Regions from separate parts of the Homo sapiens genome. Here region 1 is linked to region 2. Evidence: chromatin loops called from intact Hi-C (ENCODE). Cell type or tissue: heart left ventricle. All regions are shown on one strand.

The links. Hi-C counts contacts between places; a loop is a spot of excess contacts. Peaks named below come from ENCODE experiments on the same cell type or tissue, not always from the same donor. Only the 100,000 strongest peaks of a DNase experiment are listed, where the experiment ranks them.
Region 1: a loop joins it to region 2, with 8 times the contacts of the local background. A loop is called at or near these places in 103 of 110 quality-filtered maps.

The regions. Positions count from the first base shown.
Region 1 is chr14:20,690,155-20,692,654 of GRCh38, forward strand. All of the region lies in intron 1 of RNASE4 (ribonuclease A family member 4), which reads left to right. The region is part of intron 1 of ANG (angiogenin); the gene reads left to right. Among named protein-coding and RNA genes, the nearest start is that of ANG, 2.6 kb to the left of the region's middle. In heart left ventricle, a CTCF peak has its summit at 1,062; no DNase peak of the experiment used is centred here.
Region 2 is chr14:20,608,509-20,611,008 of GRCh38, forward strand. It overlaps TRP-AGG2-5 (tRNA-Pro (anticodon AGG) 2-5), which reads right to left and starts at 899; the gene lies at 828-899. It overlaps TRL-AAG2-3 (tRNA-Leu (anticodon AAG) 2-3), which reads left to right and starts at 1,624; the gene lies at 1,624-1,705. LOC124903280 (a long non-coding RNA gene) reads left to right here and starts at 1,306. Exons shown (of 2, transcript XR_007064058.1): 1 at 1,306-1,532; 2 at 1,797-2,119. RefSeq lists silencers at 833-1,002, 1,593-1,822. In heart left ventricle, a CTCF peak has its summit at 1,040 (motif pointing left); DNase peaks (open chromatin) are centred at 1,113, 1,329 and 1,663; H3K4me3 peaks cover 1,542 bases.

The DNA of each region.
Region 1 (2,500 bases), 82 kb after region 2:
CAGTGAGCCGAGATTGCGCCACTGCAGTCCGCAGTCCGGCCTGGGCGACAGAGCGAGACTCCGTCTCAAAAAAAAAAAAAAAAAAAAAAAAAAAGAAAAGAAAAGAAAAAAAGGACAGAGAACAGCTGGGACTAATTCCACTGACAAAAAGCTGACAGACAGTTACGTGTTTGGGTACAGAAGGATATATCTATAGGACTTTTGCCACCAGATGTGAGGCTTTGCACCCTTGGCTTAGGCAGATTCACTTTTACACCACAAACGATCTGTCTCTTACTGGTTTTCTCCCAATTCCATTTTACCTTGCTTTTTGAGGAATTTAGAGTTGAATATATTGAGAAAGTTTTGAGTGAGGGAGCAGATGTTAGATATTGGTGGTTTTGGTGTACGCTTGCTGAGATTTGGTTCCTGGATGTCTTAGGGAATCAAGATTACAGGCCCCCAACTAAACTTATACAAAATTTGTCTCTGTAACTGAGGGTCACTGGACCTTTGCTATTGAAACTAGCAAAGCCTCTATTATGTTTAATGAGAACCATGAAACTTCAGATTTTTAGAGCTAGCAACTCTTTTATTTTCTTGATGAACAAACCTAGGCCTGGAGAGAAAAATGAAGTCAATTACTTAAAAAATATTAAGGGTTATAATAAGGCAAGCATGTTGATTCAAGGTGAATAATATGAGTTCTGTGGAATATACACCAGTAAGAAACACTAACAAGTAAATACTTCATTGTTCATCCACGATCACGTGGGTAATGGCATGTTTGGAAATGGCACCCGTGAAACCTGACAACAGGTCGGTCTTTATTTTGTGATATCCTTATGGGTAGATTCTGAACTTTGTGGCTTTTACTTTGGCACTTATATCTAATGAGGTGTCCTTGGTCTTAATATCTAATGCAGAGCGAGTTTGGACAGAGATTCTAAACAGGTTCACCAGCTCATACTCCCTTCTGTGAACAGCAATATCCCCACAAGTTATACAGCATTGGCACCTCCTGCAAGTACGGTATTTCCTAGAGAAGACATTAGTAACATTCCTATCCACCACTGCCACCTAACGACTCTTTTAGGTACTAGCAGCTCTGGTTCCGTTTCCTGATTTCTGATTTCTGGGATTCTGGCACCAGGCAGAAGAATGTTGACTGTGTAAGGCAGACCTTTGACATTAGAAGTCAGTATTTGTTCATTACAGAGCAAGAGACTTAATTGATTACAAATCAATAAAACTTTAATAAGATCTTCCAAAAAACTAGAAACAGGAAACACACCCAGGAGACTGAAAAGCATGATGTAAATGTGAAGAACGTGGCAAGTGGGTGGCTTGGCAGCCCAGCAGCTATACTGGAGCAGCTGCATGAGTGAATACTTGTTACTCCTTTAGGGCTGGCTCTCCATTCTACAATCATGTACCTCTTTCTTGATAAACTCCCAAGAACACACTTTCAGCATGGAATTTCAGACTTTTAGAGATAGCAACTCTCTCAAGTATGGACAAATGTCGGTGCGGACAAATTTGATGCACTGCTGAAGAATACCAAATAATATGCTAAGGAATTTTTTCATTCCACAATAATGGAGTAAATAGCAGCTGGAAATGTTTGCATTAAGTTCATAGATTATAATTTGTAATGGAATCAACACCAAATGCAAATTAGAAAGAGAGCCCACTTTGCTCACCCAGTCACGTCTTCCCATGTAACCATAGAACATTGGGGTCCTGTGTCTTTCTAGATCCACAGTCTTGCTCTCAGAACAGGCTAGCCACACCACAGGCCTAGTGCCAGGACCCATGGCCTTTTTTTAAGCTCAGACTCCCTTCTGTGAACAGCAATATCCCCACAACTTGTACAACATTGGTGCTTCCTGCAAGGGCTACAGAACTATTTGATACGAAAATGTTCATTGACTTACACACAAGAGAAGCACAAAATAAAAAATTAATAATTAATTTAATGTCTTTGAAAATGTACCATTTATTTTTACATTTGGGGTCATAAGAATTGTATTACACTTAAGAATGCAATACAATTTGAAGATCAGATTTTTCTCCCTTTGTGAGAATTTCTCAGTATGTGTGATGACTACCAAGAAATCATAGCCAGTCATAAATTCAGTGAGTTACTCATAAACGAACAAGAACCACCTACTTCTTGGGGAGGTAGGTCTGCTTCCCTTCAACTCAGGATACAACTGCTTTCAACTGCTTTCTTCACATTAGCTGACTAATTAGCTAGAAGCCTGTCGTAAACAATTTTATGGTTGACTCCTTCCCTGGGCTCAGGGTTCCCTAGAACAGAGGTCCCCAAATCCCGGTCTGTGGCCTGTCCGCCTAAGCTCTGCCTCCTGCCAGATCAGCAGGCAGCATTAGATTCTCATAGGAGCTGGACGCCTATTGTGAACTGCGCATGTGCGGGATCCAGATTGTGCACTCTTTATGAGAATCTAACTAATGCTTGATGATCTATCTGAACCAGAACAATTTCATCCTGAAACCA
Region 2 (2,500 bases):
CTCCAGCCTGGGCAACAAGAGTGAAACTCCATCAAAGAAAGAGAAAGAGAGAAAGAGAGAGAGAAAGAAAGAAAGAGAAAGAAAGAAAGAAAAGAGAAGAAAAGAAAAGAAAAGAAAAGAAAAGAAAAGAAAAGAAAAGAAAAGAAAAGAAAAGGGAAAGAAAGAAAGAAAATCATTCCTAGGGTCCCATCCTCAGAGATTGCAGTGTAATTGTTCTGGGGTTGGACCCAGCAGTGGATGGTCAAAAAGCTTCACAGGTGACTCTAATATGCAGATACGATTGCAAATCCCTGTTGAGAAGTTCATTCCCAAGGGGCTACACCAACGAGTTCCCCACCCCCATGCGCACACAGAAGGGTTCAGTGAGCTGAGGCTTGAATGACGGAGTCTAGGCTTTATTTGTGACAAGAACTTCGCGACATCTGCTGGCCCCTGCGCTTACAAAGTGAGGTTTATGTGAAACTATTAAAATATGACTGTCCTGAATGAACAATTCCTGGATAATAACAAAGAACTGCAAAAGTAAAAAGCTGGTTGATTTAAAATAATGATTATGTAAAAGAAATGTACATGATATGTGGTAGCACCTGGTATTTATCCTCATAATGTAATACCATGACAAAGAGCATTTTTGCCTAAAGATGAAATACATATATTTGAAATAATGGAGCATTACATAGTACTCACATACTAACTTCAGACGGTGCTTACTTTGTGTGATGGTGTTTAACGTGAATAAACCTGTGGTTTTATTGGGATGTCCACTGACAGAAAAATCTGTGACTTTATGGGGGCCAGCTAACTGGGAGAGAAAGAAAAAAGGAACAGGGCTCGTCCGGGATTTGAACCCGGGACCTCTCGCACCCTAAGCGAGAATCATACCCCTAGACCAACGAGCCACCTATGAATTTCGGTTGGGTTACTAAACTTTAATAAAACTTTCAGCCACGTCTACAGTTGGTCACTGTCTTCTTTTATAACTATGGGCATGGGTGACACCTAGTGGATAAAGTAAACCACTGCAGGTTTTCTCACCTAAATTCCGGAAGGCGGCGCCTTGTGACTGCAGATCCCTTTTAGGAAAAATGTTCAGGCGTCAGTGGGAATAATTTATGACATGAAATTGCATGTTATAACATGAAATTGCATGTTTTCACTTCCGAGTGAGCCGAAGATGCTGTTGGACAGGGAGCAGGCAAATCAGGGACCGTCCCGAGTTATCCGGTGGTCGGAAGGCATCTCGTCCTTAACAGGTACCGACCGCCGTGCGCGCGGCCGGCGAAAGCTGTCGCCGCAGGGCGCCCTCCGTGAAGAGACCCCGAGGCAGAAGAGGGCCCCGACGCTGCCCGGTGACCCGCCTTGCCTGGCACGGGGCTGGCGCTCCAAACCGTTAGACCTGACAAGGTTGCCCTCCCTCTCTCGCGACGCCTTTCACAACATGTATTATAACTCTTTCCACCAATTTCAAATAGTGCGGCTTAAAAGATGAAGGAGAGCTAAACAAACCAGAAAGAAAAGAAAGAAAAAATCCGGTAAAACTACAAATACAGGATCATGAAGTTGGCAGGCGGGGAGGGTAAAAGAGGAAAGGGTAGAGAATAGGTTCCCAACTGTTAGCCAGTAGGTAGCGTGGCCGAGCGGTCTAAGGCGCTGGATTAAGGCTCCAGTCTCTTCGGGGGCGTGGGTTCGAATCCCACCGCTGCCAGGTGCTTCCCTTTTCTTGGGGAAACCATCCGTGTATTCCGATTAGTGTACTGGTGCTCCCACGTTAACACAGTCTCTTCACCTTTCTCTAGCACCCAATTTCGTATCTCCAGTTGGTAAAGAATGTAGCTGTCCGCTATTTTGGAACGTCTCGTATTTCTGAGTCTTTCACAATGTGAAGTACTTCATAAAGACAGTAAAATCCTCTCAAGATCATAAAGATGCTTTTGAATCCATGGTTTCCCAAAGGAGGGAAAGCGCCAGGACATTAATATAATTCATGTGTAGCCTTTGCTTTGCCTTTAAGTGGACGAGCGTACTTTGAGCTCTTTGCCTTTAAGTAGACGAGCGTAATTTGCACTGTTCTAGTTGTTGAGGAGTACAAAAAGAGGAATAAAACAATGCCTGCCCACAAGAGAAACTCACGGTCTACACTGCAAAAATAAATCCTACAATTACAAAAAAAACGGTCTTGAAACATTGTAAAACATCATCGAGTAGAAAACAAACGCGGCATAAGGAAGGTAGTGCAGTGATGTGGGAAGGATGGTGAAGGGACCGTGGGCTGGGCTGTTAGAATGCAAGGGGTGGCAATTCTCACATTACTAATTGTGTGACTTGGGCAAGCTGCTTACCTTTTGTGTGCCTCTATTTCCTCATTTGTACATTGGAGATAATATATACCTGTATTATGAAAATTAGTGAATACGTGTAAGGTGCTTAGCGTATATTCTGCAGAGACAAGAAAGATCAATTTAGGTATCCATTTGCAACATAATTCCATAGCCATGGCTAT